Linked DNA regions of Homo sapiens: regions 1 and 2 are each linked to region 3. A link is an interaction called in ENCODE POLR2A ChIA-PET data of the cell type or tissue named here. Cell type or tissue: HCT116. All regions are shown on one strand. Each heading gives the region's core, and the rest is flanking DNA. Links, peaks and the distances in the headings are about the cores only.

Evidence for each region. Peaks named below come from ENCODE experiments on the same cell type or tissue, not always from the same donor. Only the 100,000 strongest peaks of a DNase experiment are listed, where the experiment ranks them.
Region 1: POLR2A ChIA-PET joins it to region 3 with 5 read pairs; 6 of 35 experiments call an interaction of 5 or more read pairs at or near these places.
Region 2: POLR2A ChIA-PET joins it to region 3 with 6 read pairs; 7 of 35 experiments call an interaction of 5 or more read pairs at or near these places.

What each region holds. Positions count from the first base shown.
Region 1 is chr1:39,483,557-39,493,513 of GRCh38, reverse strand. It overlaps BMP8A (bone morphogenetic protein 8a), which reads right to left and starts at 1,878. Exons shown (of 7, transcript NM_181809.4): 1 at 1,189-1,878. The coding sequence starts at 1,522. LOC124904101 (a long non-coding RNA gene) reads left to right here and starts at 1,966. Exons shown (of 2, transcript XR_007065978.1): 1 at 1,966-2,825; 2 at 3,387-6,558. It overlaps MACF1 (microtubule actin crosslinking factor 1), which reads right to left. Exons shown (of 101, transcript NM_001394062.1): 100 at 8,784-8,913; 101 at 6,376-7,976. The coding sequence ends at 7,720. RefSeq lists silencers at 1,550-1,649, 1,750-2,379. In HCT116, for the core only: no CTCF peak of the experiment used is centred there; a DNase peak (open chromatin) is centred at 1,943; H3K4me3 peaks cover 1,324 bases; H3K27ac peaks cover 1,056 bases.
Region 2 is chr1:39,495,876-39,505,832 of GRCh38, reverse strand. All of the region lies in intron 1 of BMP8A (bone morphogenetic protein 8a), which reads right to left. It also overlaps the pseudogene TRK-CTT12-1. Among named protein-coding and RNA genes, the nearest start is that of BMP8A, 9.2 kb to the right of the region's middle. In HCT116, for the core only: no CTCF peak of the experiment used is centred there; no DNase peak of the experiment used is centred there.
Region 3 is chr1:39,555,637-39,565,006 of GRCh38, reverse strand. It overlaps PABPC4 (poly(A) binding protein cytoplasmic 4), which reads left to right. Exons shown (of 16, transcript NM_001135653.2): 9 at 234-321; 10 at 465-584; 11 at 1,085-1,171; 12 at 1,266-1,393; 13 at 2,591-2,684; 14 at 2,804-2,934; 15 at 3,220-3,322; 16 at 3,885-4,191. The coding sequence ends at 3,309. It also overlaps the pseudogene PPIEL. Among named protein-coding and RNA genes, the nearest start is that of PABPC4-AS1, 4.7 kb to the left of the region's middle. In HCT116, for the core only: no CTCF peak of the experiment used is centred there; DNase peaks (open chromatin) are centred at 5,286 and 5,586; H3K4me3 peaks cover 2,139 bases; H3K27ac peaks cover 2,174 bases.

The sequences.
Region 1 (9,957 bases), core at 356-4,355, 68 kb after region 3:
CAGCCCAGACTCCTCAGAAAGCTCTCTGCACCCTGAAAGCCTGACCTGACAACAGAAATGTCATCTCATTGAGCCCTGGATGGACAGTCAGGCTTCCTGGGCCTGTCCTGGCTCAGCAACATAGAGGCTGCGCTGTCCTAGGCATGGCGCTGCCTCTCTGAACCTCACTGTCCTCATCTGGGAGATGGGGATGAAGACCGTGGCTGTTATCAGGGTTGTCGGGAGGATGAAGAATTAATGATGCTGTCTGTGGAGGGAGGCTGGTGGCTGGGGCAGGTACCCACTCCCTGCTCTCAGCCCCACAGCTCCCCCACTTCGGGCTGAGCTGTGGTCCTTGGCTCCCAGACCCCGGCCTGTCACTAGCCACAGACAGGAGGCAAAGCAGACGGGGGACCTGACCAACAGTAACTACACGAGCATAGACCAAAGAGTTTAGTACTGGAAAAGAAAAATCTGAGATCTTAAGGAATAAATAGCTCCAGGGTTTGATACAAGATGTTTGCAGACAGGAAAAGCCCGGCTTTGCCTGGGAGAACACAGTGGGTCCAGCTGCCCACTGGGCCATTCCACAGGACCGGACACTCACCCTATACCAGGCCACATGCTAAGTGCAGGGCCCAGGGTGACAAGGCCACAGTCCCTGCCCCAGCGAGCTGAGTCTGCTCCTTCCCCAGCCGCTCCCCTGACAGCCGCACCCCACCCAGGCTCCGCACAGGGAAGAGCCTGCTGTGGACTCAGGGCACGCGACTCAGCTCTGGTCACTCCGATGATGTGACCACAGGTTTCCACGCTGAACTTTGTCCCTCTCCTCAGTACTGTCCTTATCACAGTGACAGCATCCCGGCCTCTGTTTACTCACCTGTCTCCCCAGGACCAGGCTGTCTTCCCGGGGCAGCCCAGGTGGGCAAAGACATCACCTAATTCTTACTCCTGGGTGTGTCTGGGGCAGGGTGAAGGCAGCGCCTGGGAGTCCACAGTCCCCCACACTCTGCTCCTGACCACCCCGCAGCCCAGGGGGCCCCCATGACCCTTAGACCTTCCCTAACCACGGCGGTCCCACTCCCCTGTGGTTCGCGTCCACCGTCTGTGATTCCCCGTTCGGCCAGGGCCCGGCACCGCCCGCGGATGCGCGCCCCTCCCCTGCAGCCAGCTTACTCCGAGGGTCCCCGCGCGGGCGGCCGCACTCACCCATGTTGACGAAGCTCATGACCAGGTCGGCGCGGCCCAGGCGCTGCTCCGCGGGCGCGCCGTCCTCGTCGTCGTCGCCAGCCATGGCGTGGTACAGGTCCAGCATGAAGAGCGGCGCGGACGCGGGCAGCCGGGAGGCGGCGGGTGGCGCGCGGGGCCGGGGCCGCCCGGGTAGCCCGAGCACCGCCAGGATCTCGCGCTGCACGTCCCGGCGCTCGCGCGCGCCCAGACGTCGCTGGGGACAGCCGGGCGGGGGTCGCAGGCCGGGGCCGCCCCCGCCCAGCGCGCACAACGTCAGGCCCAGAAGCCAGAGCGGTCCGGGGCGCGCGGCCATGGCGGGCCGGGGGCGCTCAGCGGGCGCACATCAGCTCCGCCGCCGCCCCTGGGCCCGGGGACGCCCCGACGGCGAACGGGGAGCTGAGTTCGGCGAGCAGGGGGCGGGGCTCGGCGGGCGGCGTCTGCGGCCTCAGCGCGGTCCCTGGAGCGCCCCCCGCGCGCACCTGCCCCGGCTCCGGGACAAGCGGACGCTGACGCGGACGCAGACGCCAACGCTTCGAGGCCGGGGCTGTTCTGAGGGCTGGGACTGTCAGCCAATCCGTCTGTCGCCGCCGTTCCCACCAGTCCGGCTGTGGCTGCGGTCCGCGCAGCGCAGGGGCGACCGGCGAGCTCCGGCAGCGACCCGGGCGGCGCGATTCCCGCGAGTCCTTGCCCCGGCTCAGCCGTCTGTGCCGCCCGCCCACCCCCGGGACTGACCAATGGGGGCGCGGGGGCGGGGCCTGGGCGCGGAGGCCGCGCCCGCTAGGAGCCCCGGGCGGCGGCAGGTGTTGCGGGTGGGGCGACCCCGAGGTGCGACCTCGGCGTGGCTGGCGGTTGGTCCGGGCGAGGAGCCCGCAGCCTGGGCGTCAGCGTGGTCAGGGCCGTCGTGGCTCCCGCCGCGGGCCTCGGCGCAGAGATCCTAAGGCCGCGGCGCCGTCCCGGTCCCGCCAGTGGTGCCACCCGGCTGCCTCGCCGTGGTGTGCCGTGGTCGCCACCGGGCCCGACACGCGGCCGTAGCCCCGTCTGGAGAGCCGGGCGGTGCCAGCCAAGCCCCGCGGGTGGGGCCTGTTCCTCTGCCCGCAGCAGCCGGCCCGGGTTCCGGCCACCGCGGCCCCTCACCGCCTCCTGGCGCCTTCCCCGTGGCCCCTGCATGCGCTTCTGCGGGCGCCTCCTTCTCGGCACCTGCTCGGCTGCTTCTCCCTGCGTCCCCCACCTGGCTCCCGCGTGAGCCCAGGCAGCGCCCCAGTCGGGCCGCCCCCGCCAGCCCTAGCTGTGCGCCCTGCGTCCCCGGTACTGATCCAGCTTTGCGGAGGAGGCTCCGCCTCCTGCCTCCAGCTGGGCCAGAAGCTCTGGGGCCCTTCCCGAGCACTCGGGAGCCACCTGTGCACATCTTCTCAGTCCCCACGGCCCCGGTGCAGGCCTGCCAAGAGAAGGATCCCCGCGGAAACGTCTCGACTGACTCAGTCCCTTTCTGCACACCTGCTCTTCCCTGGGCGCGCTCTCGCCTTACTTATTCCTGTGTGGTTCAGGCGCTGCGGAAGGAGAAGGCACCTAGACTGCACTGGGAAGGCTCCTGGAGTTGACCTGGAGCGCCAGGAAAGGTCAGTGGAGGAAAGTGCTCCAGGCAGAGGGAATAGCTTGTGCCAAGGCCCTGAGACCCCGGCTGGGGAGCCTAATAATGGCAACAGTCAGCACTTGCCACGCCAAGGCATGTTCTGAGTGTGTGTCTCGTGTCATTTCTGTGATGCTCGCACATCGTTAGGGGGTACATACCACTGGAACCTCCTCTTTTAATAAATGAGGAAACTGAGGCACACGGCGGTTAAGGGACTTACGCCAGGTCACACAGCAGTGGAGCTGCGCTCGGGCAGGGGGGCAGTGGAAACTGGAGAGCCCAGGGGGCAAACGGCGGAGGCTGGAGGGGCTGGCAAGGGAGGCACCGCAAAGGGCCTCACAGGGGCTAGACGAGGGCCCTGGGCACCAGAGATTATGGTGCCCCGCCATGTGGATTGAAGATTAAACCTCGAAGCAAGTGTATAATGCCCCCAAAAATCACATTTGGAAGTCATCACTTCAATAAAATTTTCTACAACAAATTCTTAATCTAAATAGTCATTTGCTGGTGCCTTAAACACACGCCTAGTTTGTCTTTTACCCAACAGGTATATTTCCACACTGCTCGTAAATTTTCTGCGCGGTCCCCAGAGCGCCCCCCATGAGGCACCTGCATCAGCTCCGGGCAGAGCAGATGTGGATGCCACCGCCTAGAAGCCGGGGCTACCCTGCGGACTGGGACTGTCCCATAAGGATACTGAGCTAAGGATAATGCAGAATAACCGTTGAAAGTACCCAAGACCAGAGCTTGGAAGCAGAGCGGAATATGGATCAGAGGGAGACAGGAGTCAGGGCCCTGCAGTTGGAGGCAGGTACAGCAATCAGATGTGGGGGTGGGTACAATGACCATGAGTCTCTAATGGTGATGGGGTGGAGGGGCAGAGGAGAAAGCTGTTTAGGAGGCTGAATCCACAGGGCTTTGTCCCCATGTCATCTTGGTCAGAGTCTCGGAATCTCCTGCCCACACCCCCTTCACTGTCCTCTCTGCACGCCCCTTTTGAATCCACTGCACATCACTTGAGGCCCTAGATCCAGCCTGTACAATTCTCAGGTTTGTTTTGTGCAATTCTGGGCTCCCAGCTAGACTGCAAGCTGCCCAGTGCTGGGCTGATTCTTATAACAGAAATCATTTCTCAATTTAGGATGTGGAGATAGAGCTGTGTTTTCTAAACAACGGGCTTCACATTCCCATAAACCTAAACAGCAGATTTTAGCCATTCCAAGGGCCTCTGCCCACGCTTCAGTTCAGCAACAACCACCGTGAGCTGCTCTGTGCTGTGCCCTGAACCAGAGATGGAGCAGACAAGCCCCCTGCCCCTGAGCAGCCCCCACAGCAACAGGGGTGACAGCTGGTGAACACGGCAATTTCCCAAAGCAAAATGAAAGCTGTGCTCCCAGAGGAGCCAGCAAAGTGGCTGTAAGGGCAGAGGAGCGGGGAAGTGGGAGCAGACCACATGAGTGGAATCCAGAACATTAGGACTGGAAGGGAACTGAGGTGGGGTAGGTTTCTTGGAGAAAGTAGTGTCAAAACAAGGGTTTTCCCTAGCCACCTGGCAACTCTGTGATCTTAACCTCTCTCAGGCTCAGTGTCTTATCAAGAAAAGGGGGCTAATGATCATAGAACTGTTAAGCGTATTCAGTGAGAATGTATATAGAGCACTTAGCACAATCACTGGCTTACAGTAAGCAGTCAATAAATATGAGCTAGTTATTGCATCATTCAAGGCCCCAGCAGACACCAAATTTTCCTTCCTCATTTAGCATTTCTATCACAGGACTGTGATTATATATATATATATTTATTTACTTATTATTTATTTTTTGAGATGGAGTTTCTCTTTTCTTGCAGGCTGGAGTTCAATGGCGCAATCTTGGCTCACTGCAACCTCCGTCTCCCAGGTTTAAGCAATTCTCCTGCCTCAGCCTCCCGAGTAGCTGGGATTACAGGTGCCCACCACCACACCTGGCTAATTTTTGTATTTTTAGTAGAGACGGGGTTTCACCACATTGACCAAGCTGGTCTTGAACTCCTGACCTCAGGTGATCCACCCGCCTCAGCCTCCCAAAGTGCTGGGATTACAGGAATAAGCCACCACACCCGGCCCAGGACTGTGATTATACTTTAACCCTTTTCCTAGCATCTTGTTATTTCCTACATGGTCTTGTGTACAGGCATTTGTTGAATGGAAATGCACTTTTTTTTAGCCAGGCATGGTAGCATGTGCCTGTAACTCCAGCTACTCAGGAGGCTGAGGCAGGAGAATAGTTTGAGCTTGGGAGGCGGAGGTTGCGGTCAGCCCAGATTGCGCCACTGCACTCCAGTGGGCAACAGAATGAGTCCCTATCTCAAAAAAAAAAAAAAAAAAGAAAAAAAAAAAAAGAAAAAAAAAGAAATGCACTTTTCGTTGGTGCCGCTGCCAGCTGAACTTTGCCACAAAACCCCAGAAAACCTTAATTACTTGGTAAGATTCTGGACCATAACCCACAATCTGGGAAGATGGAGGTCAAGCTGGTCTCACATGCTTCTGCTGCCAAGAGGCCTAGAAGGGGAAGCAAATTAGGGTGAAAACACTATCCTATACAAAGTCCTGGCAGCCTGAAGTTCCCCAGTTCCATGGAGAACAGAGTAAGCACTTCCTTCAGAATCCATTAGGCTCCAAATTCCTTTTAATCTGGGTATTTGGCCTTAACAGCTTTGGCAAACATGCATCGATCTCACCAAATGCCTATGTCCTAAGGAATGCGGCCTAATGACCAAGAACACAGGTGGCATGAGTCTTAGCCCCTTTACCTCCGAAGCCTCTAGCCCTTTTCTTCTTATTACTAAGTTAACATTTGGCTGCTCTATTATAAAGCCAACTGACTAGAGGCTGGAGGAAATAGAAGTGCCAGACTTGAACAGGGAGTCGAGGACTGGATTCAAGGTTCACTTCTGTCATTTATTCATTTTGTGAGCTCAGGGAAATCACTTTCTCTTGTACTTTCCCATCCCAGTTTCTCCATCTGTAAAACAAAGGAGCTAGATATGATGACCGATTTTGCTTCCACCTCTGAAATTCTACCATTTAACCAGAAATTTCAGCATACTGTGACATAGTGTGACAAACTGGTCCCATTCTGAGAACCCAGGATCTCCATGATTTCTAGTATCTTTTTACATAATACTATTTGTTTAATCATGTAAGTAGGACAGATATCCTACATGTTCATGTTAATAGCTTGTCTTTTTTTTTGAGACAGGGTCTCGCTGTGTCACCCAGGCTGGGGTGCAGTGGTGCAATCGTGGCTCACTGTAGCCTTGACTTCCCAGGCTCAAGTGATCCTCCCACCTTAAGTTCCCTAGTAGTTGCGGCTATAGGCATGTGCCACCATGCCTAATTGTTTCTTTAGTTTTAGTAGATACAAGGTCTTACTATGTTTCCCAGGCTGGTCTCCAACTCCTGAACTCAAGTGATCCTCCTGCCTTGGCCTCCCATAGTGCTGGGATTATGGGCGTGAGCCACCATGCCCAGCCATATTAAACAAAATTAACAAGGATGAAATAAAACAAGATCTATTAAGCTCTATAATTTATCCATCAAGATATTTTGATTTGCGGAATGCATTTAAGTACCTACAACATGATTATACCCCAGGGTAACATTTATAGATAAGGTAATAGTTGAAAAGAAAATCAGGAAATACAAAATATTTGTTACTGCAAGCAATTTTAATACAAAAGTGTGTCTTGTTTCTAAACAGTTCATTGGTAGAGCTTCAGTTTCTGCCTCAATTAAAACCAATTGAGATAATCACACAGCAACATGGTCGGAGCTGAAGAACAGCAGCTAAAAAACAGGAGCCCCAGACAGCCCCTTTTCATGGTCACTTGGTCAGTTGACTTTATTACGCACAAAAAAAGACGAAAGCAAACAGGACTGGTTAACAAGTGTGCTGGTGAACTCCATTAAAGGACGAGCACGTGTTTGTCTTACGTCCACATTTTCAGAACAGGCTCGTGGAATTCATTCCTCAGTTTGTGGGAAGTTGATCGACCATTTAAATAAATAGCAAAAAAAGTGGATAAAACAAATCTGAAATTCACAATGTCACCAACGAGCCTATCCCTTGCCAAGGGTCTGGGTCCTGGTGAACACAAGAGTTACTGGTGTCTAGGCTGGATAGGGAGCAACAAATCAGTTTAAAACCCCAAATGTTCTGACGTTTTCTGAACACTTACATTTACCCCTGAATTCTAGCAGCTATTTGTCCTTTAAACACCCAGTACTGAAACAATATCCAAAGACAGTATTGCAATGAACTCCTTTTGCTGTATCATGTGCAAATGTTACTTAGATGAGGTTCCCTCTCTTTAGCTAAAAATCACAAAACATTAAACAATGGAAAAAGCCCTCCCCTCAGTTCTTGCTAATTGAGGTGTCCGTGATTTACAAAAAAAGAGTTCCTTAAACACTGCAGGATTCTTATTTTTTTAATATAATTTATCTTGCTGAGATAGCAAGTCAAGTTTATAAAGAAGATGCATTTAGGAATAATCCTAAAAGATAAAGCAGGTTTACAACCCTGCACCGCGCAGAAACCCTATTAATAGGCTTTTTTTTTTTTAATACACATTTGTATCTTGACCTTTTCACTTGTTTTTCTCAAATATTTCATTTCTGGGCCCCATCCATTACAGGGTTACCAGGAGGCAAATTTTATCTACATAAATATTCACATGAAAATAGTAACTTACAAAAAGAAAAAAAATAAGGCAGCTTCATAACACAATTATTCTTTTACACTTTTAACAATATAACTTCTCCCGTTCAGAATAAATATACACCCAATGTATGGAGCAGGATTCAAAGTGGATAGTGGCTTGGGGGTGCTTAGACAGTGTTATCGCTTGGGACCTGGAGTCCTGGGGGAGGCAGTGGTGGTCTTCTTAGACATGGTTGGGATTTTGGAAGGTTTGTTTAGCCCTCTCCTGGAGTTGCCTTGGCCCCCTGCAGCGCTGCTTTCTGAAGTGTCGGAACAAGCAGACTGCGTCTCTAAGAGGTCAAAGTCAGAAGCGTCACTTCCTCGCCGGCTGCTGGCTCGACTCCCGGCTCGACTCCCAGCCCGACTCCCAGGGCGACTGGCAGACTTTTTAGGGTCTGGAATTCAAGAATAAAACAGCAGACTTAATAGAGATGGCATGGGGTGGAAGAACAAGTGAGCAGAAGCTAGGGTTCTGATCCTGTGTGATCTTAAGCAAATCTCACAGCCTTTCTGCACCCCAGTTTCCTCATCCATACAGAAGTTGCTGAAGCCTTTTCTGGCTTTGTGATTCTACTTGAGAAGCTGCCTCCTGGGGATTAGAAAGCCACTCTATCAGCAGCACTGTCACCTTCCATGGCCCCAAAGTGGAGGCAAGCAAGGTTGCTCAACCACCTCAGCACAGGTGGGTGAGCCTGCCAGCCGGGCTAATCCATGGGCAGGATGGATAGAGGCAAAATGAGGGGAAGCAGCCAGCCAGGAAATGAAGGAAGATTCCTAGGTTCCCATGAGGAACAGTAGCAGGAGAACAGATGTGATCTTCCCCTGCCTTTCTTGGTTCAACAGCAGCCATAGTAAGTATGACGTGTTGGAAAAATTACTAGCAAGCTGCTCATCCCAACACTGGACTGGTGTCTGAGGAAGACCCACATTTCCTTTTACATTCTCTCAAATGTGATCATTTCTGATGAGAACGCATGGCCCAGCTTTGGCTGTGGAAGCATCTCATCTCAGAAGGAAAGCTTAAAGCTAGCTGTAATGACAGAAAAAGTAAAGGTCACTTGAGCATCTGCAGGTCTGTCTTTCTGGGCATCACACTAAGTGCCACTCTCATTACCCGCTCCTTGGGAGCAGTGAAACATTCCACATAGGCTGTTGTTTCCAAATTCTCAGCCTGGCTTGTAGGTCACGGGGCAGGTACTTACCTGCCCGATTAGTTTTGGCACCTGTGGAGGCCGGGGAAGAACTATTGCTGGTATCACCAGCAAGGGATGTCCGACTAGAATGAAAAGTTGGTGTTGGTCGTTTCAACTTGCTACCTGATGATGGGATAACCTTAAAAAAAATAATAAAAAGGTCACATTTTACTTGGTAAAATCTTTGCCAGAAATTCAACTTTAAAAGGTCTCCTTACACCTCCTTATATTTGCTTAGTTGAAAAGCAAATTAAAAGTCCAGGAAAACAAAGATTTCTCTTAAAGTATCCTAGGTCATATATTTTGATAATTCCCAAAATCAAAGTTTTATGTTCCAAATAAAAATTTCAAAATGTCTTCAAATACCTTTTGTTTTACTAATTTCCCCTAGAAATGAAAAAAAAAAAATCCTCAGTAAGAATACAATAGTTACAACAAACAATTATGGTGAATGAGTAAAGGAAAAAGAAATTCAAATAATACTAGGTATCAAGATTTTGGGGTTAAAAATTTGAAATGAGTTTTAGCCCACCTATTTGATATGGAGATTCAAGTATTACTCCAATCTTTTTTTATTTTATTTTTTTGAGACGGAGTCTCGCTCTGTCACCCAGGCTGGAGTGCAGTGGTGCAATCTCGGATCACCGCAAGCTCTGCCTCCTGGGTTCACACCATTCTCCTGCCTCAGCCTCCGAAGTAGCTGGGACTACAGGCACCCGCCACCACGTCCAGCTAATTTTTTTGTATTTTTTAGTGGAGACGGGGTTTCACCGTGTTAGCCAGGATGGTCTCGATCTCCTGACCTTGTGATCTGCCCACCTCAGCCTCCCAAAGTGCTAGGATTACAGGTGTGAGCCACCGCACCTGGCCCCAATCTCTTAACACTAAGTAGGTGCAGTAACTTTAGTAAGATCTTTTAGTCATTATCCTTACTGGTAAAATGCAGATAAAATTACTTAACTTGTGGATCAAATAAACTATGAGAAGCACACGACTGTGGGACTGAGACATCAGGAACAAGTCTGTGCATGAAGAACCAGGAGACCTGGGTTTGAGTCTGGGTTCCAGGACTGATTGAAATTAACACCTGTGTCTTTGCTTCTCTCTTGGGAAATCAGGGATTAAATCCTGCCTCTTTGACTTCATTTCTACCACACTCCTCATCAGTCCATCCCAGCCACAC
Region 2 (9,957 bases), core at 4,676-8,675, 60 kb after region 3:
TTAAACAATTGTTTATTGAGACAAGGGCTCACTGTGTTGTCCAGGCTGGTCTTGAACTCCTGGGCTCAAGCAGTCCTCTTGCCTTGGCCTTCCAGAGTGCTGAGATTACAGGCATGAGCCACCATGCCTGGCCTTGATACTTTTGAAGAGTGCTGGTCAGTTATTTGTAGCATGCCCCTCAATTTGAGTTTGTCTCATGTTTTCTCATGTTTAAAATGAAGTTATGGATTTTGAAGAATACCACAGAAGTGTGTGGGGGAAAGAGAAATCAGACTGTTACTGTGTCTCTGTAGAAAAAGGAAGACATAAGAGACTCCATTTTGATCTGTACTAAGAAAAATTCTTCTGCTTTGAGATGCTGTTAATCTGTAACCCTAGCCCCAACCCTGTGCTTGCAGAAACATGTACTGTATTGACTCAGGGTTTAATGGATTTAGGGCTGTGCAGGATGTGTTTTGTTAAAAATGTGTTTGCAGGCAGTATGTTTGGTAAAAGTCATTGCCATTCTCCAGTCTTGAGTACCCAGGGACACAATGCACTGTGGAAAGCTTCAGGGACCTCTGCCCAAGAAAGTCTGGGTATTGTCCAAGGTCTCCCCGCACTGAGACAGCCTGAGATATGGCCTCATGGAAAGGGAAAGACCTGACCAACCCCAGTCTGACACCTGTAAAGGGTCTGTGCTGAGGAGGACTAGTGAAAGAGGAAGGACTCTTTGCAGTTGAGATAAGAGGAAGGCATCTGTCTCCTGCTCATCCCTGGGATTGGAATGTCGTGGTGTAAAACCCGATTGGACATTCTATTTACTGAGATAGGAGAAAACCACCTTATGGCTGGAGGTGAGACATGCTGGCGACAATACTGCTCTTTACTGCATTGAGATGTTCGTGTAAAGTCAAACATAAATCTGGCCTACATGCACATCGAGGCACGGCAACTTTCCTTAAACTTTTTTATGACACAGAGTCCTTTGCTCACATGTTTTCCTGCTGACCCTCTCCCCACCATTACCCTATAGTCCTGCCACATCCCCCTCACCGAGATGGTAGACAGTGATCAATAAATACTGAAGGAACTCAGAGACCAGTGCTGGTGCGGGTCCTCCGTATGCTGAGTGCTGCCTGGGCCCACTTTTCTTCCTCTGTACTTTGTCTCTGTGTCTTATTTCTTTTCTCAGTCTCTCATCTCCACCTTTCGAGAAATACCCACAGGTGTGGAGGGGCAGGCCCCCTTCATCTGACGCCCAATGTGGGGCTTGAACCCACGACCCTGAGATTAAGAGTCTCACACTATACCGACTGAGACATGCTGGTGGCAATACTGCTCTTTACTGCATTGAGATGTTTGTGTAAAGTCAAACATAAATCTGGCCTACATGCACATCGAGGCACAGCGCCTTTCCTTAAACTTATTTATGACACAGAGTCCTTTGCTCACATGTTTTCCTGCTGACCCTCTCCCCACCATTACCCTATAGTCCTGCCACATCCCCCTCGCTGAGATGGTAGAGATAGTGATCAATAAATACTGAGGGAACTCAGAGACCAGTGCCGGTGCAGGTCCTCCATATGCTGAGTGCCGGTCCCCTGGGCCCACTTTTCTTCCTCTATACTTTGTCTCTCTGTATCTTATTTCTTTTCTCAGTCTCTCATCTCCACCTTTCGAGAAATACCCACAGGCGTGGAGGGGCAGGCCCCCTTCAAAGTGATATGCCCTTCTCAGAGCATCAAATGGGACAATATGATACCAATCTATCTTATTACTAGTGGCGTGAAATTTGATTCCCTGGTTACGGTGGTGTCTGCCAGGTTTCTCCACTGTAATGTCACGATTTTTCATTTTGTAAATAATAAATATCGTGAGGAAAATACTTTTTTTGTTTTGTTTTGTTTTTTGAGACAGGGTCTCACTCTGCCGCCCAGGCTGGAGTCCAGTGGTGTGATTATAGCTTACTGCAGCCACAACCTTCCAAACTCAAGTGATCCTCCCACCTCAGCCTCCTGAGCAGTTAAGACTATACATGGGCCAGGTGCAGTGGCTCCTGCCTATAATCCTAGCACTTTGGGTGGCCGAGGTGAGTGGATCACAAGGTCAGGAGATCGAGACCATCCTGGCCAACATGGTGAAACCTCATCTCTACCAAAAAACAAAAAATTAGTCAGGTATAGTGGTGTGTGCCTGTAGTCCCAGCTACTCAGGAGGCTGAGGCAGGGGAATCACTTGAACCTGGGAGGTAGAGGTTGCAGTGACCCAAGATTGCACGACTGCACTCCAGCCTGGGAGAGAGCGAGACTCCATCTCAAAAAAAAAAAAAAAAAAAAAAAAAAGAAAGACTGTAAGCATAATGCCACTATGCCTGGCTAATTTATTTTTTGTAGAGATGAAATCTCACTATGTTGCCCAGACTGGTCTTGAACTCTTGGCTCACCTTGCTGGGATCATAGACATGAGCCAATAGTGATTTTCTTTCTTTTTCATTTTTTGAGACAGGGTCTCACTTGGTCACCTAGGCTGCAGTGCAGTGACGCAACTTCAACCTCCCAGGGCTCAAGGGATCCTCCCACCTCAGCCTGTCAAGTAGCTGGGACTACAGTCATGTACAGTCATGTACCACCACACCTGGCTATTTTTTTTGTATTTTTTGTAGAGATGGGGTCTTGCCATCTTGTCCAGGCTGGAATAGTGATTTTCTATTTCCTTCTTTCCTTCTACATTTATTAACTGGAATTCTTTTGAAAGGAAGACTTGTCCTTTCTTCTACAGTTATTTATTTATTTAAATATTTATTTTAAGACAGAGTCTTGCTCTGTTGCCCAGGCTGGAGTGCAATGACATGATCTTGGCTCACTGCAACCTCCGCTTCCTGGGTTCAAGTTATTGTCCTGCCTCAGCCTCCTGAGTAGTTGGGACTACAGGTGTGTACCACTACGCATGGCTAATTTTGTACTTTTTTCAGTAGAGACAAGGTTTCACCATATTGGTCAGGCTAGTCTCGAACTCCTGACCTCAGGTGATCTGCCCGCCTTGGCCTCCCAAAGTGCTGGGATTACAGGCGTGAGCCACTGTGCCCAGCCTAATTATTTATTTATATCATTATGGATTCAAGGGTATTTATTTTATTCTATGGGCTATATCCAATACTATTGTTATTTATTTCATTGCTCAAATTGTTCCAGTTTTGGCCACTGGCAGCTCCTTCAGGTTGGCTCCTGTGTCCTTCTGACTGCCCCCATCATCCTTTTCTGAGCACTTCTAACTGGCACCACAAGATGCTCTAGGTGCATCCTGGGAGTTTCCATCCCCACCCCTGGAATCAGCCATTTCTGCAAGGAGTTCTGTTTTGTTTTGTTTTGCTTTTTGGAGAGAGATTTAGAAACCAAGATTTGGGCACTGGGTTGCTCACTGTCCTGGAGTGTCAATACTTTTAGGCCCTTTCAGTGCACAGAGCTAGGAAATATATGTGTGTACATTAATGTGTGCAAAAACACACATCTGTATGTATTGGTACATATATATTTTTTATTTTAAATATCTGAGATCATACTGGCACCTCCAATTCCAGTCCAGTGTGGGGTTTCCTTTTCTTTTTTTTTTTTTTTTGAGACAGTCTCACTCTGTCGGCCAGGCTGGAGTGCAGTGGCGTGATCTCAGCTCACTGCAACCTCTGCTGCCTGGGTTCAAGCGATTCTCCTGCCTCAGCCTCCCGAGTAGCTGGGATTACAAGTGCCTGCCACTAAGCCCAGCTAACTTTTGTATTTTCAGTAGAGACAGGGTTTCACCATCTTGGCCAGGCTGGTCTTGAACTCCCGACCTCATGATCCACCCGCCTTGGCCTCCCAAAGTGCTGGGATTATAGGCGTGAGCCATTGCGCCCGGCCCAGTGTGGGGTTTCTTTAGATGTGATGTTTGAGAAGGCCTCATGAGTAAGATACTCTAAGATCAGACCTGAACACTTCTGGGCATTGCTGGCAGGAATGCAAAATGGCACAATCCCTAGGGTAGGAAATCTGGCAGTAATCTAGCAAAATGATACATGCTGTGACTCAGAAACTGTACTTCCAAGAAAATGTCCCAGCTGGCTGTGATGGCTCATGTCTGTAACCCCATCACTTTGGGAGGCCAGGCAGGAGGACCACTTGAGGCCAGGAGTTCAAGATCAGCCTGGGCAACATAGGGAGGCCCTGTCTCTAGAAAAGTTTTTTAAATTAGCCAGGCATCAGAGGTTGCAGTGAGCTGAGATCACATCACTGCACTTTAGCTCTTTGTTTTGAGGTAGAGTGAGACCCTGTCTCAAAACAAAACAAACAAACAAACAAAATTAGCCAGACACAATGGCACTTTGCTTATAGTCTATTCAGGAGGCTGAGGTAGGAGGATGGCTTGAGCCTGGGAGGTGGAGACTGCAGTGAGCTGTCACTGTGCCATGGCACTCCAGGGTGAGACTCCGTCTCAAAAAAAGAAAAAGAAAAAAGCAAGGTGAACAGTACAGATAATATACCCCTTGCTACAGTTTGGATGTGTTTTATCCCTGACAAAACTCAGGTTGAAATGTGATCCCCAATGTGGCTGTGATCGGAGGTGGGACCTAGTGGGAGGTGTCTGGGTCATGGGGATGAACCACTCACAGACTAATGCCATGGAGGAGGGGGCCAGTGGGTGGGTTTCCCTCTCAGGGGAATGGATTAGTTCCCTAGATGGGGGAGGCTGTTAAAAAGTCTGGCTTGCTCTCTTGCTTCCTCTCACCACATGCTCTCTTTGTACACACCCACTGTCCTTCCACTTTCTGCCATGAATTGAAGTAGCCTGAGGCTCTCACCAGATGCAGCTGCCCAGCCTTGAGCCTTTCAGCCACTAGAATTGTATGCCAAATAAACCTGTTTTCGGCTGGGCGTGGTGACTTACACCTGTAATCCCAGCACTTTGGCAGGCTGAGGCGGGTGGATCACCTGAGGTCAGGAGGTTGAGACCAGCCTGGCCAACATGGTGAAACCCTGTCTCTACTAAAAATACAAAAAATTAGCCAGGTGTGGTGGCGGGCACCTGTAGTCCCAGCTACTTGGGAGGCTGAGGCAGGAGAATCTCTTGAACCCAGGAGGTAGAGGTTGCAGTGAGCTGAAACTGTACCACTGCACTCCAGCCAGGGTGACAGAGCAAGACTCCGTCTCAAAAATAAAATAAAATAAACCTCTTTTTTTTTTTTTTTGTAAATTACTCAGCCTTAGGGAGTCTGTTACAGCAACACAAGATGGAATAAGACAACCTTGTATCTAATAAAGGGTGAGCCCATCATCATCATCACTATCAAACACGGGTCACCTTGAACAGGTTTCTCAACTGTGGCACCACTGACATTTTGGCCAGATAACTCTCGGTTGCAGGGGCTGTTCTGTGTACTGCAGGATGTTCAGCAGCACCCCTGGCCTCTGCCCCTTAGCTGACAGCAGCACTCCCTTCCCCTCCCCATTTGCAACAACTAAAAAGGTCTCCAGATATTGCCAAATGTTTCCTGGGAGGCAAGATTGTCAGTAGTGGAGAAACACTGCCTTTCAAAAATGCTAGGGATCCATTCATTAGTCTAAAACCTGGAAAGTAAGGGGAAAAAAATACCCTCGACTGTAGGAGAAGGAACCAGTTGTGTGAAGATGTGGACAGCCTTCTAGGCAGAGGGAACAGTGGATACAAAGGCTCTGCATGTTTGAGAAACATCAAGGAGGCTGGTGTGGTTGGAATCTAGTGGTCAGGGGGCTGAGGTGTATGAGGAGGTTGGAGTGACAGGCAAGGCCAGTTCATCTCCAAGAAATCCTGTTTCTCAGCCTCCAAGAACTCAGCACAGTGATTCAAAGAAGCCCTGTGACTTGGGAAGAACTTCAAAACTTCAATTGCTGCCAACCAATATTGTGACAGTGCATGACCTTGGGAGGTGAGAAGTCACTTGGGCCACAGTGCGCCTGTAGAGCTTTCTGCAGCCAACAGGGACTGGTGACAGCCAGTTCCAGTGAGACACACCAGCTGGGGGGCTTGGCTCAGAATCCAGGACAGACAATGCTATCCACGCGGAGCTGCACATGGGAGGCAGAAAAGGTTACTTTCTGAACCACCTCACCGTGGCTCTGGGAAAATAAACAATCAGAGAGCCCTCAGCCTCCTCCTCCAGCCTCGGATAAGGCAACCTCAGGACACTGCTCTTCCAGGAAAGGCCACTGTGGGCAGGAGGTGGCCTTCACCGGGCATGGCCACCAGCCACTCCAGGCTAGGCCTCCAGATGCCAAACCCTGCGACCCTCAGTTCGACATCAACAAGGGCTCTGGCTATTTTTGTGCTCTGGGCAATTTAGTCTCACTCAGACAACCTAAATCTGTCTTATTTCTGACCAAAAAGTGGGACTTCAAAAGACACCCTCATCCTCCAGCTCAGAGCAGAATCCTGTGGCCTGTGACCTGTCCCATCTCCCCTCAGACCCTCCCCGGCCCCGAAGGGCCCACAGGAAGAGTGTCCCAGGGCCCTCCCTGCGCTGGCCCTGCCATCTGTCCCTCGGGCCTCTTGTGCCTTCTACCTGCAGACGCCTCCCGCAGAGTCCCTCCTGGAAGCTGCTCTCCCCGGGTGGCCCCGTCCCTCTCAGTCCGACTGAGAAGGCTCCCAGTCCTCAGACCCCAGGCAGGTCAGGCTTTCAGCCTCTCCCGGCCCCCATGCCAGGGCTTGCTGTCTCTGGTTCAGCTGTTCCTCTGGACAGCGAGCCCTTGGAGGGCCGGGATGGAGCCATGTGGGTGGACATGGGAGGCTCGCATGTCAGCTCATCGGCCGCTGTGTTCCGGGGCCCCAGAGCGGGGGTGCCCCGGCCCCTTCTTCCCAAGGGCCTCTTGTCCCCAGGACAGCGGCTCAGTGTCCGGCACTCAGAGCCCTTTGGGCTGGGTATCACTGCCAGTCTGGGTGTGGCTACCATGTCCCCATGTGACTCCATCAGAAGCCACCGACATTCCCGTTGCTGTGGACCTGCCTCCTCTCCCGGCCTGGCCCCTGAGGGTGGACAGCGGCTCCCCCAGAGCCCCGGGTGCATGGGCTGGGCCTGCCTGGCTGGTCCCACAGGCAGCAAAGGCGGTGGGGCAGGGGCACTTCAGACCCAAAAGAAGGCTTGGGCCCCACAGCCTCTGCAGGCCAAGGGAGGGCGGGACTCATGACCTGTTGGTTCTGCGTCCTGAAGGGGCTTCTCCCACCCAGAAATCTCAGCACCGCCTCGAGGCGGGCCCAGGGCTCCATGCTGAGGTATTTCCAGCTGGGTCTCATCACTGGCTTGCTTCAAGGGCTGTTTCCATAAATGGTGCTGCTCTCATAATTACCGGTCCAGGCCTCAGACAGTTCTGGACCCCAAATTAAAAGAGAACACCCACACATGCCTCCACATCAAGCCCGCCAAGGCCAAGAATAGATCCCAGGAGATGTTAGCAAGAAAGACACAATTCCTCCAGTGAAATCCCGGGAAAGAATGAACTGTGGGAATTTTCCAGAAAGAAGTGGTCATGGTGACACATCCTCTCTTGCCTGTGGGAAAGAGGTTCCAGGAGGAGGGGGGCTGGGTGCACCTCCCCACCCTGTGCCTCAGCCCGGAGGAGCCCCCATCAGCAGGCAGGGGGTGGGCATATTCTTTGGTCAGAGCTGGAAAGGACTTCAGGTCCTGCAGAGATGGGGAAACTGAGGCCAAGGAGGGGCAGAGGGTTTCCAGGGTTAGATTACAGGCCTGTGTCAGAATAGAGACCTCTGATGTGGATGTTCACACTTGGGGCCAGTGTGAAATGAGTGGCCCTGGAGTTCAATGGGACATATTGGGATGGGGGTCACCCGTCAACAAGGCCCTCCTATCAACAGACACCCGAGAATGCCCGTGAAGCCACCTTCCTCCAGGCAGGGCCCTGTGGGGACCTGGGGTCCCAGGGGAGGGCCCAGGGAGCTATGGCACCCATTGTTGGCCCCCACACAGACAGGGAGGGCCGGCCCCACTCTGTCCCACCTGACCAGGCCCAGGTTCCTCCTGGCTCTCCCTGCCTCCTGCTGGGTTCCTCTTTCCCTCAACTTCCTGCCACGGGGTGGGGGGCAGGGGCAGGGAAGAGTCAGAATTGGTCCTGTTCTCAGGTTGTTCAGGGGTTGCTGGGGAGTAGGAGAAAGAGGGGCTAGGTGAGCCCCTGGGTCACACAGGCAGAAAGCGACTGGAATCCTAAGAAAAGTGCATGCAATGCAGGTGGGGCTTCTGCCTGGAAAGAGCCTGTCCCTGTGGGATTGTGGGGTAGGGGCAGAGAGATTTATGGAAACCCTGACCCACCTTCATTGAAAAGTGGGTGGAGTTTTCACAAGCAAAAATGGAGGTAAGTGTATTCTATGAAGGAGCTACCCAACGAGCAATGGTGCAGAAGTGGGGCACAATCGATCAGCCCCCATTTGTGAAGTTCCTACTGTGTGTCGGCTTCCAGCTGGCCACACTGCATGCAACCCCGGGAGGCTGGCTCACTTACCTTGCCTCAAAGGTGTGGAAACTGAGTTTCAGGGACTTTAAACAAGCTGCTCAACATCGCACAGCTCCCAAATGGCACACGCAAGATTAAAATCCCTGCTTTAATATATCCACAGAGGGATGTGGATAAAAGTGTTCAGAACAACCCGAATGTCCATAACAATGGATGGACTGTGGTATGTATATTCATGCAATGGAATACAACTCAGTTATGAAAAAAAGAACTACAGATACAACAACATGGAGGAAAATGGAAAAAGAAGCATGCTGAGTCAAAGACTAGACTCAAGAGTATGCACTGTAAGATTCCATTTATGTGAAGTTCAAAGAACAGGCCATGGCAATGAAAATCAGAAAGTAGTTGCCGGAAGGATTGTCTGGTAGGAATGGGGCTCCCTAGGGGCACCCAAGTTACATGCTTCTGCAGAATCTGAATTTTGTAGAATGAGCATGCATTATTTCTATAAATTCCCCCAAAATAAAAATTCTTTAACAACAGGCTTCTCAGCTTACAATACACATTCACATTCAGTTCAATTCGACAGCACTTACTGCATCTAATGATAGGCGGGGACCTGGCCTGGGGTGGAGGCAGCTGCTGTGTTTCACATGGAGGCAGGGGGACAACCTGCTGTGTGGCCTTGGGAAAACCACCTAACTGCTCTGAGCCTCTCTCTCCTCTCTTTCAAACACAGATGTGACGGCAATTGTGAGATACCAATGAAGGAAGAGATGCAGAGGTTCTGGGCACGTGGGCATCGCTGGGTATCATCTCACACAAGCCCAGAACAGTCCCATAAGATGAGTATCTCCATTTTACAGAGGAGGAAACTGAGGCTTGGGGAGGTTGACTGGAAAGCCCAGATCACACTGAGATCAGGTGTTGGCGTCAGGATGCAAATTCCTTGTGTGTGGGTCTCAGGTCAGAAACCCCCAATCTAGCCCTGTCTGTCCTGCCATTGTTCAGCCCCTCCTGTTTCCCGATGGGGCGTTGCTGTCTAGCACACCCGACAATTACCTTTAGGGCTCATGTATGTATTATGTGTCTCTAGACTAGAAAGTCATCTCCCTGAGGGCAGGGACTTTACTTCTCTCATTGTTATATCCCCAGCAACTAGAACTCTGCCTGGTCCGTGGTAGGTGCTACAGAACTATTTGCTGAATGAATGAATGGGAAAATGAAAGAGGTCCCTGGTAAAGAACCAAAGGAAGTGGCCCTGGGGCCCACGGAGATGGTGCCACCGTTCCAGGTCACACGGCTGGCAAGGGCAGAGCAGGACCCGGGCCAGGTCCCGAATTCCCACTCAGTCCTGCTTCTCCCAAATCCAGACGGCTCTGTTCATCAACACCCCTGTCCATGGCCACCGGAGACCACAGGAGCAAATCTGTCTGGTTCAGGAAGGGATCAGGACAAAAATGAAGCTGCCTGCATTCTGATCCTGGCTGGACTTCTGCCTGCT
Region 3 (9,370 bases), core at 3,369-7,368:
GTCACAATAAGGACCCTTCAAGTAAAAATGAAGGACTTACCCATGGTCACAAACACACACCCACAGTGGCAGTGGTAGCATAAAACAGTCCCCATTAGCTGACCCCTCAGCTCTTGAATAGAAAGAACATTTAAATAATTAGCTTAGGTCCTGGTTAGTGAGATGAGATGAGATACTTCTCTAGGATGGGTTCAGTCCTTAAGGGGGTGTTTGGGTATTCTTCTGTCTTACAGGCTCAGGGAAGGCCTCCATATTATACACCTAACCAGTTAGCACAGATGAGGCCTAATCCACGCTGGCAGCAAGGTGGGAGACCTCAAGGTAGGTGGTGGGGAACAGTAATTGACAGCCCAGGATATACCTGTCCTGGTCTCCCCTGCCTTTCCTTCTTCCCCACTCTGAGGCACAGCCTAGGTTCTGGTCCACATCACTTCTCAATGATGTGCAATTTTTCTCTTCACCAGGCTTCCAAGGAATGCCAAGTGCTATACGCCAGTCTGGGCCTCGTCCAACTCTTCGCCATCTGGCTCCAACTGGTAATGCTCCGGCCTCTCGTGGCCTCCCTACTACCACTCAGAGAGTCGGTGAGCAAACTGGCCTTTAGAAGTGTGGCCTGGGGAGGAGGGAGTCAGGATGACTAGGCTCTGTCCTGGGTTGGTCAGTTTGTTGGGCTCGAATTTATCGAGTCCTGGTTCTGTAATCTTAGCTGTGTGCTTAGGTGGCCACTTCAGGAGCAGAGAAACAGTATGAGTTCTAGGTGTGTCAGTTGCTTTTAACATTCTTTGCTCATCGGTGACCTATGTGAAAAAGGTTAGTTGTAGAAGTTTGCTAGCTGGATGACCACAGAGGCAGCTTGTTCTTTTGGGTGGGGTGAGGAATACAAGGAAACAGTGTATACAGAATATGTCTTGTATTCCAAGATGTGGAAAGAGTTGTATGTTATCCTTTGGCTCATCCTCGAAAGTAGTAGTGGCCCCCTGTGCAATGTGTTGCGTAAACGTGCTTTGAAATTTCTCCTTCCGTGGGACGTGGCCAGTTGGACATCTGCCGCCAACACTGATGTGCATTTGCTGGTCTGTTGTAGGGTCTGAGTGCCCGGACCGCTTGGCTATGGACTTTGGTGGGGCTGGTGCCGCCCAGCAAGGGCTGACTGACAGCTGCCAGTCTGGAGGTGGTATTGGATGCACACAGAAGGGGGAAAGATGGGATTTGACGGGTCTTTGCCCAGACTGATGGGCTTTAATTGTATTTGTTCTTTCCCTAAGGCGTTCCCACAGCTGTGCAGAACTTAGCGCCACGCGCTGCTGTTGCTGCTGCTGCTCCCCGGGCTGTTGCCCCCTACAAATACGCCTCCAGTGTCCGCAGCCCTCATCCTGCCATACAGCCTCTGCAGGTGAGGTTCACCAGACAGAATGCTTAAAAGGATTTCCCCCATTTCCACTTGATGTAAAAGAAGCTGTGCTTTTGATTCCTTCAACAGGTATTAAATGCCTGCTCTGTGTTATGACGCTATGTTCTGATTCACTGTCCCTGCCCTTCAGGGGCTCACTAGTGGGAAAGAAGGGGCTTAAAAGTGCTCTGCCTGATGCCAGTTCACTCAGAAATGCCTCAGAGCGGGCAGCCAGTGCTTCCTCTTCTGTTTGTACGAAATAATGTGCTCATTCAGCTGTTTGAGCCTCCAGGTCACTTCCGCATCCAATGACCTATTGGATCCTTGGCTGCTCTGCAAGATGATTGGTACATTAATGCAGGAAATAACTTCAACTTACAGATCGGATGTTCAGCTTCAAAGATGTAAAGTGTGTGTAGGAGGTGAAGGGGTTGAACCTAGAGCTTAGATTTTCTAAGCTGTAACTTGCTGTCTCTAGACCTGTGCTCTAGATGCAACTAGTTTGTTTCAGAGCCTAATAGCAATTTGCTGTGGAGGTGTCACCCTAAGCCTTCAGGCCCATAAGCTGCTTAGGAGATTACTCTTTAACTGTCCTGTCTCATACTCTCTAAGTTGGGGATTTCCTAGAACTTGATGCTATGTAAAATACCTTTTCTTTGCAAGGCTTTGACTAGCATTGACGTTGCATGTTGACCGTTTTTAAGCATTTGATACAAAAACATTTGGTAGAATTAAGGTGATGTGGAATGTAATTATAAATGTGTTGATATTTACTCCCTTTGATCCAATCTGCACTGAGATTTACCCTAAAGGAAAACTAATTTTCAGGAAAAGGTTATATACAAGTGTTTACCCTTATTTATATCAAGGCTTTTCATTCTTGAGTAACTTTGGGTGTATTAAGGAAATGTCAGAAAATGCTTGCCTAGCACTATAGGTTTGTTTTATTATTTACGTTTCACTTCGCTTTCTGATAGCATGCCATTTTCATTGTAATTGGTTGTGTTTATGTCCATACCACTCTGTTCCTCAACACACCCCTCAATCCTTCAAGGACTGAAATTAGTTCCTTTAGAGCAAGGACAGCCACCTCCTCTCCTCTTTCACATAGTCAGATGTTCAGATATTGAACAGGCACTCAACCACCATCAGGTGTTGTCCTTTCCTCAGTGCTAACCCACTGCCTTTCCTGGTTCCCAGGCACCCCAGCCTGCGGTCCATGTGCAGGGGCAGGAGCCACTGACTGCCTCCATGCTGGCTGCAGCACCCCCCCAGGAACAGAAGCAGATGCTGGGTGAGTGACCCACTTGCTTGCAGAAGAAGAGGGTCCCAGAGCCTGATGCCAGCTAGGACACCAGTGTCCATTGTTTACTGGGATTTGATTTGTTTTTTTATTAACTATCCTCCCCATAGGAGAACGCTTGTTCCCACTCATCCAAACAATGCATTCAAATCTGGCTGGGAAGATCACGGGAATGCTGCTGGAGATAGACAACTCTGAGCTGCTGCACATGTTAGAGTCCCCCGAGTCTCTCCGCTCCAAGGTGAGCTGGGGCTCAGACCCTGCAGCTTCAGTTCTCAGCTTGGGAAGACTGGGGGCAAACTTGGATGCCCAGGTGCAGCAGAAAGTGGGATCTGCTGCCCCCAGGACCCCTCTCGTCATGCCTTGACTGTGACTGGAGGCTGCAGTGGGTATTTGGGAAAGTAGTTAGCACCAGAAGCCTAGGGATCATCTGTACAGTTGGCTTTGGTCCACCACTAGGTCTGGGCACTGGGGAGGGGTGGAGTAGCTCTCCTAGATTCACTGACCACCTGAAGATTTCTCGCAGGTGGATGAAGCTGTAGCAGTTCTACAGGCTCATCATGCCAAGAAAGAAGCTGCCCAGAAGGTGGGCGCTGTTGCTGCTGCTACCTCTTAGACAAGGAAAAACCGTATGTGTGGCTATTTTCATTTTTGTTCCTATGAGCATTGTTCCTATGAGCATTGTCTTTGTGGTTTGACCTGAGGTTGTATATATGCTCACTGCTTAGCTCTGGGAATACAATAAGTACAGTTAGTTACACGGAGTGTGTTGCAGGTGACTTCTTATCATGAGGACTGTGGACTTTGTCTGCAGGAGCTTGAGTGAATAATAAAACTAGTACTGGTTGATGGTTGTAGGTGTCTCCAGATAGGGAAAGAAGAGACAGTAAAATAAGCTAAGGAAAAAGCACATGGTAAGGACCAGAGCTGGTGTGTTGGGAGGGTTGACTTGGCATAGTCATGACCCTCTTGTCAAGGGCCTCAGGAGCCTTGTCATCTAGTGGTAAAGACCAGAGATGCTGCTAAATGTTGTACAGTACACAGGAGGACAGACCCAACAGAATGTCCAAAGTGTCAATAGCACTGAGGTTGAGAAACTCTCTTCTAGAATACCTTCCTTTATCCACTATATGTTAATGAATCTAAATTATTTGATTATGCATTTATTTGTGTTGGTGCTTTTCTTTACAGGATTCAAAAGCCAAATAACCCCTTATGGAATTCAACTCAAGGTTTGAAGACTTCCTAGCTTGTCCTATGGACCTCAACACCAAGGATTACAAATTGCAAATTTAATAGGTCATTTTGTATCAAAAGGTCAATTATGAAGCACCTAGAATTTTTCAATTATACGAATATGTTCTTTGGGTTCTGCTGTGGCCCAGACAGTGTTAACTTTTTTTTTATTGTGGGTTTTGATTTTTTCCCCCAGAAATTGGTTTTATTTGATGTACCCAAGTCTTACGTTTCCCAATAAAGAAAAAAAATCTCCATAAAACTGCCTCTGTCTCTGACCACAGTTTTACTCTATGAATTCCGGTTTTCACTGGAAGTAACTTTAGGATGTGAATTGGTTCCAGTGATAGTTTATTCTTTCTTGACTTGAAGCTGACAAAGATTAGCAAGATACACAGAACTGTTAAATATGATCCTGTCCCACACTGTTCTGTTACAGTATGATTGTTACATTAGCCCCATTTAACTTAGAGGGAACAGAGATCTGATGTGGTCAGAGCAGACCATGGGTCTGGCCCAGGAAAATCTGGGGCAGAGTGGGGTTGGCGCACACCCCAAGGACATACGGTGAGATCTGCAGATCCCAGTTGGTTAGTTGAGCCCCGTCCTTCCCTTCCTGAACTCGGTTGGGGTGTGTCCTGTCCCCTCTTATTTCCTGCAGTCAGTTTATGCTGCATTCGAGTCAGCGGATCCAGTTCCCCAGATTCTGCAACCAAGTTTTCCCCTAGCAGGGAAAATGGGAGGTCTGTGACTATAGCAAATGGTGCTGAAGTCTTCAGTGCTTGTGGTTTCTTTGATGTTCAAAGTGACAGTAAAATGACATCCTAAAGGCCAAGATCACATCCCTTTGCAGCCTACTTTCCCTGCGGCTCCAGCCTTGCCTGCTTTCCCTCCTGGAGCTTGCTTGGTGCTTCCTTAGTGCCCCATCCAGGCAGTCCTTAGAATGCTCATCCCTCTTGGCAGGCTCCTTTAGATCTGGTGTCACCTCGGCTGGGCACAGTGGCTAACGCCTGTAATCCCAGCACTTTGGGATGCCGAGGCGGGCGGATCACAAGGTCAGGAGATCGAGACCATCCTGGCTAACACGGTGAAACCCCGTCTCTACTAAAAATACAAAAAAAATTAGCCGGGCGTGGTGGCGGGCACCTGTAGTTACAACTTCTTGGGAGGCTGAGGCAGGAGAATGGCGTGAACCTGGGAGGCGGAGCTAGCAGTGAGCCGAGATCGCGCCACTGCACTCCAGCCTGGGCGACAGAGCGAGACTCCGTCTCAAAAAAAAAAAAAAAAAAATCTGGTGTCACCTTAACAGATCTAAAGGAGATGTCCTTGTTTCCGGACGGCCCCTTCTTTCCTTAATCTGGTGCCGGATGGGGTGGGGCACGGTGCGGGCTTCCGGCGGAAGCGCTGGAAGCAAGATGGCGGCCGCCGAGAGGGTTCACAAAGGGTAGGGTGGTGTGGAGCAAGGCAGGGTCCTCGCAGGCAGTGCCAAGATTGAGCTGGGGGTGGGCAGAGTGGGCGGGGTGCGGACCCATGGCCCTACGCATCCTGGGCCAGGTCTCTTGTGGTGCTTCACGCTCTCGACCTGTGAGTGGTGCCTGCTAGAGCTGCCCAGATCCCTTTTCCCTACCCCTTCTGACCCTGGACCCAGAGTGGTGGTTGCGATCTGCTACCGTGACGTCAGCCCTCATTCGTTCGTTCCACAAACTCCACAGCTCTGGTCCATTAGAGGAAGGAGGTCCCAGAATAGCTGGGAAATTACGAGAACAGCCTCACTGCACGAGTTGGTGAATGCTGTGATGGCGATTGTATGATGGACGGTGATGTTGAAACCAGACTGGGGAATGACCGCCCCATCCGGAGAGGTGAGGGTAAACTTTCGGGATGCTCTGAGTCCAGAGATGGGTTTGAAAGATGCAAAGTTAACCAAGCAGCCAAGGTGGGAGCCAGGCTGTTGCCTGAATGGAGACAAGCAGCGAGAGTCAAAACCCAGAGTCTGGCCATACTTAGTATATGCTATACTAAGAAATGTGGATTTTTCTCCGTTGGCCATTGGACTGCTTTTGAAGAATACCAACCAGAAGAGTAATATAATCGTATTTGTATTTTCTTGGGATAACGGAGGAGAGAAAAAGAAGGCGATCCCATTCAGGAAATTGTCACCATAAACCAGGGCAAAAAATGTAGGTCAGAAGAGGGATAGGGAGAGGAGTGTATCTCACAAGTGGTTTTGTTATACCCAGAAGAGTATTGGGACCCCTCCCTTCCTCTCCTCCCTGTGCTCATGTTAACAAGGTGTTGGAGCAACTGCACCAAAAGTGTGGAGACATTGATTCAGAATGCTCTTGGTATCTGCAAAGGGGGTGAAGGACAGTTCTTTGTGCTACTTTTATTCCTTTTGGAAACATCACAGATATTCTGATTCTGCTGTATTATGAAACAGGTGACACTGAAAAGTCCCTCTTAAGATTCCTGATGCCAGGAAAATAGGAAAAAATTTTAAGTCATGAGCATTCTGTGTATGGCTGGTATATAATGAATTTCAGGGGGATGTCTCTCTAGGTCAGCATGGTGGTGATCTTGGAGATGGAATAGGAAGGTTCTGAGGACAGCAGAGCTAGGATGATGGTGTGGCTATGGGTTGAAATTTACAAAAATTAACAATCTGGCTGGGCGCGGTGGCTCACACCTGTAATCGCAGCACTTTGGGAGGCCGAGGCGGGCGGATCACGAAGTCAGGAGATCGAGACCATCCTGGCTAACACAGTGAAACCCCGTCTCTACTAAAAATGCAAAAAATTAGCCGGGCGTAGTGGCGGGCGCCTGTAGTCCCAGCTACTTGGGAGGCTGAGGCAGGAGAATGGAGTGAACCCGGGAGGCGGAGCTTGCAGTGAGCTGAGATCGCGCCACTGCACTCCAACCTGAGTGACAGAGCCAGACTCCGTCTCAAAAAAAAAAAAAAAAAAAAAAAAAAAAAAATCTGTTGGATTTGAGGTTAGACTTTAAGTTGGAACCATTTGGGGGCTTTGATTTCTCATCATTTAATATAAAAAGTGTATAGTAAAAAGGCCAGGCGCGGTGGCTCACGCCTGCAATCCCAGCACTTTGGGAGGCAGAGGCGGGCGGATCACGAGGTCAGGAGATCGAGACCATCCTGGCTAAGACGGTGAAACCCCATCTCTACTAAAAATCCAAAAAATTAGCCGGGCGTGGTGGCAGGCTCCTATAGTCCCAGCTAATCGGGAGGCTGAGGCAGGAGAATGGCGTGAACCCGGGAGGCGGAGCTTGCAGTGAGCCGAGATCGCGCCACTGCACTCCAGCCTGGGTGACAGAAAGAGACTCCGTCTCAAAAAAAAAGTGTATAGTAAGAATCAGGAGGGTAGTCTTAGAATAAAATTTTTTTTTTTTTTGAGATGGAGTCTCATTCTGTCACCCAGGCTGGAGTGCAGTGGCGCGATCTCAGCTCACTGCAAGCTCCGCCTCCCGGGTTCACGCCATTCTCCTGCCTCAGCCTCCCGAGTAGCTGGGACTACAGGAGCCTGCCACCACGCCCGGCTAGTTTTTTGGATTTTTAGTAGAGACGGGGTTTCACCGTGTGTTAGCCAGGATGGTCTCGATCTCCTGACCTCGTGATCCGCCCGCCTCTTCCTCCCAAAGTGCTGGGATTGCAGGCGTGAGCCACCGCGCCTAGCTCTTAGAAAAAAAATTTTAACGTTTGGTTCTTGTTTCACATCACCTGCTGGTTAGGTGTACTCTACCTTATCTGCCCACCCGAACTCCCTTCCTGGCGGCTGTGCTGTTAAATAGCAGAGTGTAGCAGGGAAGCTCAGCCTCAGCAGTGAAGCCTTGGCCTCTGCTTACCTGGTTAAGTTTTTCTTCAATTGGTATCACAATTACAGTGCAAGTTTCTATTTGATCTTTTGTTTTTATTTTCTAGGTTAGGAATTTTAGACCCAGTTCTGCTACTGACTTTCTGTGTGGACACAAACTCACTGAGCCTTCAGTTCTTCAAATCATTTTTTTTTTCTTTTTTTTTTTTTTTTTTGAGATGGAGTCTCACTCTGTCACCCAGGCTGGAGTGCAGTGGAGCGATCTTGGCTCACTGCAACCTCTGCCTTCTGGGTTCAAGCGATTCTCCTGCCTCAGCCTCCCAAGTAGCTGGGACTACAGGTGCCTGCCACCACCCCCAACTAATTTTTTTGTATTTTTAGTAGAGACGGGGTTTCACTATGTTGGCCAGGCTGGTCTTGAACTCCTGACCTCGTGATCCGCCTGCCTTGGCCTCCCAAAGTGCTGGGATTACAGATGTAAGCTGCTGTGCCAGCTTTTTTTTTTTTTTTAGAGACGGGGTCTTGCTCTGTCATCCAGGCTGGATTGCAGTGTCATTGATCATAGCTCAAGCGGTCTTCCTGCCTCAGCCTCCCAAAGTGCTGTGATTACAGGTGTGAGCCACTGCACCTGGCCTCTTCATATCTTACAACGGTAAGACTAGCGGGTTCAGGAGCCCTTCTATCCCTGAGTTTTTTTTGTTTTTGTTTTTGTTTTTTTTTATGGAGACAGAGTCTGTCTGTGTCACCCAGGCTGGAGTGCAGTGGCGCGATCTCGGCTCACTGCAACCTCCGCCTCCTGAGTTCAAGCAGTTCTCCTACCTCAGCCTCCCGAATAGCTGGGACTACAGGCACACACCGCCATGCCCAGCTAATTTTTTGTATTTTAGTAGAGACGGGGTTTCACCATGTTGCCCAGGCTGGTCTCAAACTCCTGAGCTCAGGCAGTCCGCCTGCCTCAAAGTGCTAGGATTACAGGTGTGAGCCACCGCACCCAGCCTATCCCTGAGTTTTATAAAGTAGTAATTCCTACTACTCTTGGTCTCTCCCAGCTAAAATAAGTTTTTCCTGGGAACGAAGACTATGATGCTCCCTTCTTTAGTAGTCACCTGACCCAATGGTAAGATCAATGCTCTATACACAATTAAAGCTTTTTTGGAATTAATAATTGTTAGACCAACAACTTTTTCTATTTCTGTAAGTTTTATAAACAAAGGTCATCAAAGTGCTTGGAAAGCAACTTCAGGTTTTACGTTCTATAGTGGTACAACTGAATTTTATTTTATTTTAATTAGTTAATTAATTTATTTATTTTTGAGATGGAGTCTTGCTTTGTCACCCAGGCTGGAGTGCAATGGCGTGATCTTGGCTCACTGCAGCCTCTGCCTCCTGGGTTCAAGCGATTGTCCTGCCTCAGGAGCTGGGACTACAGGCGCCTGCCACCATGCCCAACTAGTTTTTTTTTGTATTTTTAGTAGAGATGGGGTTTCACTATGTTGGCCAGGCTGGTCTTGAACTCCTGGCCTCGTGATCCGCCTGCCTTGGACTCTCAAAGTGCTGGGATTACAGGCATAAACCACTGCGCCTGACCTATATTTTTTTTTTAGAGATGGGGTC